Linked DNA regions of Homo sapiens: region 2 is linked to region 1. Evidence: read pairs that join two places in POLR2A ChIA-PET (ENCODE). Cell type or tissue: Panc1. All regions are shown on one strand. Links, peaks and the distances in the headings refer to the core of each region. The heading gives the core; the rest is flanking DNA.

Region 1 (5,389 bases), core at 330-5,329:
CCCGGCCGCTGGGCGGCGCGCGCTTCCGCCTGCTCTTTGACCGCTTTGGCCAGCAGCCCAAGTTCCACCGCTTCGTCTACCTGCCTGAGAGCAGCGACTCGGCCACGCTGCGCGAGCTGCGCGGGGACACCCCCTACCTGGTGTGCGTGGAGGGCGTGCTTGGGGGCCGTGTCTGCCCTGTGGCTCCCCGGGACCACTGCGCGGGGCTGGTCACCCTACCGGAGGCCGGGAGCCGGGGCGGCGTCGACTACCAGCTGCTGACCTTGGCCCTGCTGACGGTCAACGCGCTGCTGGTGCTCCTGGCCTTGGCGGCCTGGGCGTCTCGCTGGCTGCGTAGGAAACTGCGGGCTAGGCGGAAGGGCGGGGCCCCGGTCCACGTTCGGCACATGTACTCCACCCGACGGCCCCTGCGCTCCATGGGCACCGGCGTGTCCGCCGACTTCTCGGGATTCCAGTCGCACCGGCCACGCACCACCGTGTGCGCGCTCAGTGAGGCGGACCTCATCGAATTCCCCTGCGACCGCTTCATGGACAGTGCGGGCGGCGGCGCGGGCGGCAGCCTGAGACGGGAGGACCGTCTCCTGCAGCGATTTGCCGACTAGGTCCAGGGCATATAGAGACCATCTCATTGGCCCTAAGGAGCCGCCTCTCCGTGAGGCCCACCAGCCCACCTCAGGGGAAGTGCCGTTTTGTGCACTTGCCAGAGAGGCCGGTGGGGACAGAGGGCCAATTCGGGCACCATCCCCCAATTCCCAATACTCGAGAAGTAAATGGATGGTACTTGGTGGTCAGAGCCAGAGTAGGGGACAAATGGATGGTGGGATGCTGAGGTCGGAGGCTTCGCTTGGAGGCTTTGACACAGCTATGCGAATGGCTTTTGTAGCACTGCAATGCAGAAGCCAGGCTTTGGGGGTAGAAAGGGGGTGCTTGTGCCCCCAACATGGCCAGAAATATTTGGGTGCATGCTTTTTGTTTGCTCAGTGTCAAACAGAGAAGTTTTGTTTCTATTTAAGGAAGGAACTTATTACCATTACAAAGGAGGCTTGGCCAGGGACTCCACTGGTTTGGTGATCTCTGCCAAGAAGGGGGATGTAAACAGGTGGTAAAGTTTAACATACCCGCCAAGGAACTCGTTTATGTTGGCTGATAGAGCATTCAGGATACCTTAAAGTTTAATAAGAGACGCATTTTTTTTTTTCAAAAATGTGAAAAGCTCTGACATTTAACGAACTGACCAATAGACTCAAGGACTGTTTTAGTTGGACTGGGCCATTTTATTATGTTCCTTTTAATATTAACAGTACAAGAGCGCTTGCTGACTTCGAGGATAACTAAGATTACATACTTTCTCAGGAGAAGGCTGCATGCAAGACTTCTCTGTCAGGGTTGCTCCTGTGGCTTTTTTAATTTTATTTTTTTAAACCTATATATGGAAAAGGAAATTTCAATGCCAGATTTGATAAAAGAATGTGATGTATATGTAGCTGATGACCCACTGGGGAACACCAGTGTTCCAGTTCACTTACCACATCTGTGACAGTGTGTTTAGATTGGAATAAATGTGATGCATTACTTCTTATGTTTTTATCAGTGACATGGTTGACTGTGCCCTAATTCTCTTGAGTTGCAGTTAAGCAATGAAGGTTATTTCCTAATAGGGAAGCAAAAGGTGATTGTCAATTGATAGTTTAATGTTTGACCACATTAGTGTCTTTATATGAAATAGTAGAGGGGAAGAAATTATAGAAAACAAATGTGAAAAAAATACACCAGTGGGTATCTGTTCTACTAAAACCAGAAGATTGTTATGAGTACTTAAACCTCACTGTGAAATAATGATATATTTTGCAATTAATCCCTCCCCAACTGAGTGTCTTACTGTGTTATTAAATCTTATCTTTTAGTTAATAGTTGCAGTATTTCTTTTAAATGTTTTTGTTTTAAACTTAGGGGTAGGATCCTTTATTTGTTCAGTTGTTTCCAACTATTTGGGATACTTTCATTCCCTGCTATTTATGAAGTACATGTTTATCACTAAGTGTAGTGGTTTGGTTTACATTAATAATTTTATGTGTGGTCTAAAAATGCAGTCACTAAGAGAATGTACACTGTGGTTATGGTCACAGTGGTTATGGATTTATTGGCAGTGGAGTACCATGGAGGTCACTGCAATGGTGCTAAGGCTGACAGTGGAATCTTCTGTTTAGGGCCTTAAGCCCCTGAGGGTCCTGGTGACTCAGGGAATCCATCACAGCCCCGGGTCTTTCACCCCAGTTCACTCCTTTTATGTTTGGCCTAGATTGACCCATGCCTGCCCTCTTCTCAACAGCTGAGTAGGGAACCAGCCATCTGAATGAGCTGATCGTTGTTTATGTTCAAATGAGTAAATGTCCAGACCACTTAAAACTACAGCTGCTTTTCTGGCAGTCTCGTCTGCGGGGCCAAAACTTAATAAACCACAGGAAATAGACTGTCATTCTTAGTTTGCTGCCAGGGCTTATTTTAGATTGAGAGCATACTGGTACATGAGAGCAGTAGTGTTGTTTGCTCTTATTTTCAACCAGGGAGCTATCTGGCACCTTTTGTGCTCCTGGCTTTTTTCAATCATAGCACTATTGCATCTCCTAGCTATTTCTTTTGCCCAGCAGGGTAATATTGAGTCCCATTGCAAGTATGGACAAGGCCTCTGGTTCTCCTCACCACCCACCTTTTCAGCCATAGAACATCACTGAAAATGCCTAATGCCTGGATCTGTGTTCTACTTTAGTTTCACTGGGAAGTCTTTCAGTGGGAGATGAATAAATGTTATACATTGTTATGTCCAGTTATGTCAATAAACCCACTAATAGAGATAATTTGTTGGAGTTTCCAAATATTTTATACACTTTCATAATGACACAATGCAGTTCCCATTTATGGAAATGAAACATAAGCTTGATGTCTTTCTGTCCTTTTTAATGTTTTTTATTTCCGTTTTCATAGGTGAGTATGGACTTTAAGAAAAGGATGTGTGATGTTATGTGCAAAGAAACAATGAAATGGCTCTAAAAGCAGATGGTCAGCCACAGCATGAAAGTGCTGTTGGACACCAGTGACATCAAGGTGCAGGTGATCGGGTCTCAGCAGGCATTGCCTGTTTAAAGGAAACTGATGAAAAGTCAAGCCCTTTGGCTCTCATGGTCAAAAATATGAAGGAATTATCTTGAGCTGGAAGTAATTTTTGATTTTTGTCACTACACAGCTTATGAAAAGATAACATTCCTAAGGAAAAAAGAATAAACTTGGTATGAGTTAGGAGTATTCAGTGAAAGAGCCACTGGCCAGTCTGTAATGTTGTGGGACCTTCAGGTCAACCAATGGGATTACTGCTTCCATAATGCAGGGGATTTTGCAGGGCTACCAGGTAATAAATAATTAGCATGTGATCAGAACACCTTCACTAAATTGTCACACACCTGATTGTCACCAAAACTACAGCAACATATATGAAACCATTAAAAGAGAGAACTGAATTGCCTGTTATTTGTGTTTAAGCACTCCCTCCTGTTCTTATAAGACTGGAAGGTAAATGGTGATGAAGCATATTAGTGCTAGAAGTTTATTCCCAATTCCAGACCATGGCCTAGTATCAATATTGTCACCATCCTCAGAAAGTATAGCATCATGAAAGTTGGGAATGATGGTAAGGAAGTGATGAAGGCACTTAGTCATTAGAGGGTTGCATTCATTCTTTTTACCTAATTTCTACCTCAGCTTCCTCATCAGTTAAAATGAGCAGCCTAAGAATCCTGATTGCATAGTGCTATTGTGAGGCATAAATGGGTAAGTAGCATTCAACAACGCCAGATACACCACAGATGTTCAGTAAATATGAGATGTAGCAGTGGTAGTAGTATTTACACAGGGCAACAAATTGTTTGATTAAGAAGTTTCAGACACAAGGCATTTCTGCTTAAGCCATAACCAATCAGAGGATTCAGGTAATGGAATTATGGTAACCCTTCTCCTCCTCTTTTTCTAGTTAATTGAAACATTTGTGTAATTCTTTTGAAAAGTGTCTGTGCATGTCCTTTGCCCACTTTTTAATGGGGTTGTTTGTTTTTCTCTTATAAATTTAAGTTCCTTACAGATGCTTTGTCAGATGCACAGTTTGCAAATATTTTCTCCCATTCAATGGTAGCTTGTCTGTTGACTCTGTTGATAGTTTCTTTTGCTGTACAGCAGCTCTTAAGTTTAATTAGATCCCATTTGTCAATTTTTGCTTTTGTTGCCGTTGTTTTTGGTGTCTTTGTCATGAAATCTGTGCCCACGCCTATGTATGGGATGGTATTGCTTAGGTTATCTTCCAGCATTTTATAGTTTTGGGTTTTACATCTCAGTCTTCAATCCATCTTGAGTAGATTTTTATGTATGGCATAAGGAAGGGGTCCAGTTTCAATCTTCTGCATATGGCTGCCTGGTTATCCCAGCACCATTTATTGAATAGGGAGTCTTTCCCCCCTTGCTTGTTTTTGTCAGCTTTGTCAAAGATCAGATAGTTGTAGATGTGCAGCCTTATTTCTTAGCTCTCTATTCTGTTCCATTAGTCTATGTGCCCTTTGTTGTACCAGTGCCATGCTGTTTTGGTTACTGTAGCCTCGCATAGTGCAAAGTCGGGTAACGTGATGCCTCCACCTTGGTTCTTTTTGCTTAGGATTGCCTTGGCAATTTGCCTTCCCATTAACTTATAGATAGTATCTTCAAGTGTCCCTTTATTTAGTTTACTTAAAACAATACTTTGCATGCACAAATACTTTTTTTCCTAGGGATTTCAAGTCACTTCATCCTTTTCAGTCATGTGGCAAATAGTATTCTTTTCATTTTGCATGGGGAGACTGAGGTATTTGGAGATTATGCTTAACTATTTTAATTACTGAAATAATTAGGAAAGAACGTATAGTTTCCTGATACCTGCTTGCTTTATCTTAGGGCAGAGTATCTAAATATTCCATTACAACTGTTGGAAAGATTTTTAAGTTACAGGTGGTGAGATTTCTAATTGACACAGAACTGTGAGTGGCTTTATAACTTGGCTGTGAAATGGTATCAGATGCTAGAGGGAAATAAATTGTCATGCCCCAGTATTTCAAGCAACAGCATCTTTCAACTATGTAAATCCACAAAATTTCTTTCAAACTAATGAAAGCTTTATAATGCTAGCTCTGTGCCATAGTTAATGCCGACAGGACAGCCCTGTTGCATATTAAGACCAGCTGTGGCCATGTAGCAGGCTTCAGTTTACCAAATTACAGTTTTTTTGGTTAAGTAATTCTTACCCCACAGCTGATTTCACACTCGGCTCTTAGTATATGGGTACTGAAGTGTGTGGAAACACACTTTGAATGGTGGC
Region 2 (5,389 bases), core at 273-5,272, 170 kb before region 1:
GCTTACAAGGGAAGTGCTGTAACTACCCTGGTTATTTAAATATTAATGGCTTCCATTAAAGGGAGCTAGGGATTGGCAGCAGGAAGATTGAGAAATTAGATGGCATGATTGGTTTCTTGTTTCTGTCCCCAGGGGAAAAAAAAAAAACAAAAACCTCTTACTGGAAGAGCTTCTTCCATTATTTTTTTTTAATATTGCATATATATATATATATATATATATATATTTTTTTTTTTTTTTTTTTTTTTTTTTTTTTTCTGAACCAGTTAGAGAGTAAGATTGTTGATTTCAGGCATCCCTTGAAAGTAGCTGTGCTATAAAAGCATCAGTGTAAACAAGTTCAAGTAATTTAAAAAAATGTTTTCACAGTGCCATAGAGGTCATTACCCTGGGGCTTCTTGGGAACCTAATTTCAGTTCCTAAATTCATTTTGTTCTTTATTATAGTCAGTAATAGGCAAAAGCATTTTTTAGCTCCATCCTGGATTTGGTTGGCCTTATTTACATTAAGTGTGGGGAATTCTAGTAAGTTAACCCTGAGAGACATGACAAGGGTTATATATTCAATCACATTATAATTATAAACCTTTATCTTACTGGGGAAATGTGCCTGAAAAGCTTTTAAAATTTGCTATAACCAATATTTTCATGTTATGCCAAATTGGGTTGTAATAAGCATGTCGTTAAAAGATTTTTACACGTTTTGTATTTTTAAGATGTTCTAATGGCTTGGCATTTTAAAGCACTGAACAAAAGCAGGCATTATATTTGCATAATTGTGTATCTCTTTTTGCATCCAGAAATGTGAATGTGTGGAGTACCCTTTCATTTCATGTATTTGATTTAGAATTTACAGCTAAGAACATAGATCATGCTTAAATAGCAGGAGTGCAGAGTCATGTAACGGCCCTGGTGTGCTTGTCATAATTCCCTACTTAGCAAGGTCAGGATTAGGGTGAGACAAGAGAGGCACTACCTCAGGTGTAAAACTTAAGAAAGTGTCAAAAAAAATTCAAGACTAGTAATATGTTAATGTAATAGTTAAAAAACTGTATAATGCAGAGAAAAATTAATGATAATAAAAATGGTCAACATTTTAGATCAAGATGAGATCTGACCCTGCATCTGTACCTCCCTCGCTTCTCCCTAGTCCTGGCCTTCTCTACTTTCATGTCCTTGCATGAGACACTCTTTTGATTCAAGTTTTCCTTACCTGAATTTGGTGACAATAGTCCTCACTTTCCTGGTGACAAGGATTTTTTTCCTTGGCCAAATTTTAGTCAGGCTTCTGAATCTCCTGCTAGGCCTGTTTGTGCACGTCCTTGTAAAATCCAGTTTTAGCAAAGGACACTAGCTAAGTCGTTTTACCAAGAACCAGCAACATCAACATCCGATCGCCTCAATGTCTGACCAGGTTTCTCATCCTGCACCATCCCCCAGGTGATGTCTGATCACCCTGGCCTGTCTTCAGTGAGAATCCTGTTAGGTTTAGCCAGATCCACCTTACCCCAACGCTTCCTTTGAGTAATTTTCCATCCACTGACCCCCACACTGCTCCTTGGCTATAAATTCCCACTGGCCCGTGCTGCATTTGGAGTTGAGCCCAATCTCTCTTCCTTGCTGCAAGACTGTTGACTGCAAGGTCCCTGTGCCTGTCATTATCCTGACAAAGTCTTTGTCTCCATGCTTTAACAAATACCATTCAGTCGTTTTTCTGTAACACTGGTGGAATTAGGAGATTCAAATCATCTACAAATACATGGGAAAGCCCACTATAAATATAATTTACATATTGATGTTCAAGTAAATAATTATACAGTTTTATGCCATTATTATTATAATCTCAGATGAATATTCTAAGCAAACATCAGATCTGAAGATCTTTGGAAAGCTTTGTGCTAATGGTTTGGGGCCTAATGTCTTTAATTTACTTATCAGCTAGCAATAAGGGGAGGAACCTAAGGGTAGTTGTAGGACCCTCCCCCCTTTCTTTCTTCCTTCCTGTTTTTGTTTTTGTTGTTGTTGTTCTTTGATACAAACTGGGGCTTTATAAGAGATAGAGAACATAACCAGAAATCCATTGCTTCTTTGAAATTTCCCTGAAAGGTGTGCATGGATGCCTGAGGTCTCACCTTTGCTTAAGCTGTTTCCACCCACCCATGATGCCTTTCCCATTTCTCCCACCTGTCTGAGAACCATTCACCTTTTATCCATATCCAACTTGGATAAGGCCTTTCTGTGATCTTTCGGCCTGAAATGTGCTTTCAATCCTCTGCCCTTCTGTGGTGGCATAATGGTTTCTACCACCCATTTATGGTCAGTTACAGAGTTCTTGTTGTTCTGAGTCTTTATCTAATCCTCCATTGAATTTACTTTCCAAACTGCATTTTAAAAAATGTCAGTGGTTCACTCCTATAATCCCAGCACTTTGGGAGGCTGAGGTGGGAGGATTGCTTGAGCTCAGGAGGTCAAGGCAACAGTGAGACGTGACTGTGCTACTGTACTCTAGCTTGAGCAACAGAGCAAGACTCTGTTTAAAAAAAAAAAATCAGTAATTGAAAAATTACTGACACTGTAAATCCCTTGAAGAGTCTCCCATTAGCCTTTGAATTTAAGAGTAAGCAGGGATTGGGTGTGCTTATTTATGGTGCTATCCAAGGTCCTTGCAGAGGGCCTTTACACACAATATTTTTTTTAAGTGAATAAATGAATTTCTTGCATGTAAAAGGGCCAGGTAAATATTTACTCTTATGATTCATTTTTGGAATGCTGTTTTTATCCTAGACCCTGAGAGATGGTTGGTGCCATGTGGAAGGTGATTGTTTCGCTGGTCCTGTTGATGCCTGGCCCCTGTGATGGGCTGTTTCGCTCCCTATACAGAAGTGTTTCCATGCCACCTAAGGGAGACTCAGGACAGCCATTATTTCTCACCCCTTACATTGAAGCTGGGAAGATCCAAAAAGGTAAGTAAGTTTAATTAAATCAGAAAACCACTGGCATGAGTTCAACAGTTTCTCTTTTTTTTTTTTTTTTTTTTGAGACGAAGTCTCGCCTGTCACTAGGCTGGAGGTCAGTGGCGCGATCTCAGCTCACTGCAACCTCCGCCTCCCGGGTTCAAGCAATTCTCCTGCCTCAGCCTCCCAAGTAGCTGGGATTATAGGCACAAGCCACCATGCCCAGATAATTTTTGTATTTTTAGTAGAGAGGGGTTTCACCATGTTGGCCAGGATGGTCTCGATCTCTTGACCTCGAGATTCACCCACCTCGGCCTCCCAAAGTGCTGGGATTACAGCTGTGAGCCACTGCACCTGGCCAATAGTTTTTCTTAAAACAAGTAACCCATAGGATGCAAAATATATTTCAGTATTTTTACTCAGTTGTTTTATTTCAAATATATATATATATATTTTGTTTGTTTGTTTGTTTGTTTGTTTGAGACAGAGTCTTGCTCTGTTGCCCAGGCTGGAGTGCGGTGGCGCAATCTCTGCTTACTGCAACCTCTGCCTCCTGGGCTCAAGTGATTCTCCTGCCTCAGCCTCCTGAGTAGCTGGGATTACAGGTGCCCACCACCATGCCTAGCTAATTTTTGTATTTTTAGTAGAGATGGGGTTTCACCATGTTGGCCAGGCTAGTTTTGAACTCCTAACCTTTGGTGATCCACCCTCCTCAGCCTTCAAAAGTGCTGGGATTATAGGCATGAGCCACCGCACCCAGCCTATGTCAAATATTAATGACTTGATGTCATATGTTGTCTGAGTTTTTAGCTAAAATGAGAATTAGCCGGGGTTGAATTACCTGCATGGTTGAGTTGCAGCATTTTATTTATAAGACTAGTAGAGTGCCTGTCCCCCAGTGGTCACTTAATGCTAATACTATCCTTAAAACTTACTATGAGTCAATCACTGGTTCCAAGCTTTCTGCATGAACTTATTTAAACATCTCAACATCCCGGGGAGGTGGACCCATTTTACACATGTGAAACCAAGGCAGAAAGAGATTGAGCTACTAGCCAGAGTTCATGCAGATATCAGCTGGTGTGTAGGCTTCATACTCAGCCTCACTGCAGCCTCCCTGCTGTGCCCCGTTATCCAGCAAGTCTGGGCCTTAGTTTTCTCATTAAGATAAGATGGAGCTTTAACAACTTACCCAACTTACAGAGATGTTATGAAAATCCAATGAGATAAGGCACGTGAAAATCTTTTGTACTCTATAAGTTGTTCTCCAAATATGAGTGTTTGCAATTGGCTTTATTTAGAGATTGTGGGTTTTTCTATTGTTATTACCAATAGGAAAAAAGGTATCACTTAGTGTTATCAGAGGCTAAAATTTATGACCTGCATCTGCTCTTTTTTTTTTTTTTTTTTTTTTTTGAGACAGAATCTTGCTCTGTTGCCAGGCTGGAGTGCAGTGGTGCAGCCTCGGCTCACTGCGCTCTGCACCTCCTGCGTTCAAGCGATTCTCCTGCCTCAGCCTCCTGAGTAGCTGGAACTACAGGCATGTGCTACCACGCCCGGCTAATTTTTATATTTTTAGTAGAGATGGGATTTTGCCTTGTTGGCCAAGCTTGTCTCAAACTCCTGACCTCAAGTCATCTGCCTGCCTTGGCCTCCCAAAGTGCTGGGATTATAGGCGTGAGCCACTGCCCCCGGCCCTGTATCTGCTCTTAATGCTTCTTTGCGCTTAATCACTGTGCGAGTAAATGATTTCAACTTTCTGGACTTCAGTAGGTTCCTAAGCTATAAAACAGTAGACAGGTAGCTATTCTGAGGAGCTGTTTGCAAAGAGCAGCAGAAAAATGGGGTAGTGGCTGGAGGGAGCACTGGGGTCCAGGAAGGGTCTTTAACAGAATAGGAGAGAATGTTTGTTTGCTGATGGAAATGATGAGTGGGGAATTGGTTTGGTTTGGGGAACCATTGTTGGAGACTGTGTTTAAGAAGGTGAGAGACAGGGATCTGGCACACAGGGGCCCCAAGGTTGTCCCTTGTCACAGGTGGGAAGGCAGAGATGGTGCCTGTGAAGCTGGCAGGTTGGCAGATGTGATGGGAATGAAGAAGAACACCGGAAATTTTAGACAAATGGTCATTTTAAAGATCAAAAGCAAATCTAAATACTCTATAAAGAAGTTTAAAATAAAGCAAGTTTTATTCGTTCAAAGTGTTCTCACAGCCAATAGGATGTCATTGTTTTTTGGTTTTCGTTTTACACGAAGACATTCTTGTATTTTAAGGGTATGTGTAAGTGCTGTTCATATGTCTTTTTCTGAAATACACATTGGCTTCAAGTTTCACCATCTCTTTTCTAAGGAAAGATGAAAAACTTTGATAATGTATTTAGTGTATTTTAAAAAGGACTGATTTTTACCTCACAAGAGAAGTCTTGGGAAGATGGCT

Evidence for each region. Peaks named below come from ENCODE experiments on the same cell type or tissue, not always from the same donor. Only the 100,000 strongest peaks of a DNase experiment are listed, where the experiment ranks them.
Region 2: POLR2A ChIA-PET joins it to region 1 with 15 read pairs; 2 of 35 experiments call an interaction of 5 or more read pairs at or near these places.

What each region holds. Positions count from the first base shown.
Region 1 is chr7:28,950,824-28,956,212 of GRCh38, reverse strand. It overlaps TRIL (TLR4 interactor with leucine rich repeats), which reads left to right. Exons shown (of 1, transcript NM_014817.4): 1 at 1-2,855. The coding sequence ends at 602. Among named protein-coding and RNA genes, the nearest start is that of TRIL, 4.8 kb to the left of the region's middle. In Panc1, for the core only: no CTCF peak of the experiment used is centred there; no DNase peak of the experiment used is centred there; H3K4me3 peaks cover 301 bases; H3K27me3 peaks cover 2,189 bases.
Region 2 is chr7:29,118,466-29,123,854 of GRCh38, reverse strand. It overlaps CPVL (carboxypeptidase vitellogenic like), which reads left to right. Exons shown (of 13, transcript NM_031311.5): 2 at 2,784-2,962. The coding sequence starts at 2,794. LOC128966558 (a long non-coding RNA gene) reads right to left here and starts at 1,420. Exons shown (of 3, transcript XR_008485572.1): 1 at 1,213-1,420. In Panc1, for the core only: a CTCF peak has its summit at 3,818; no DNase peak of the experiment used is centred there.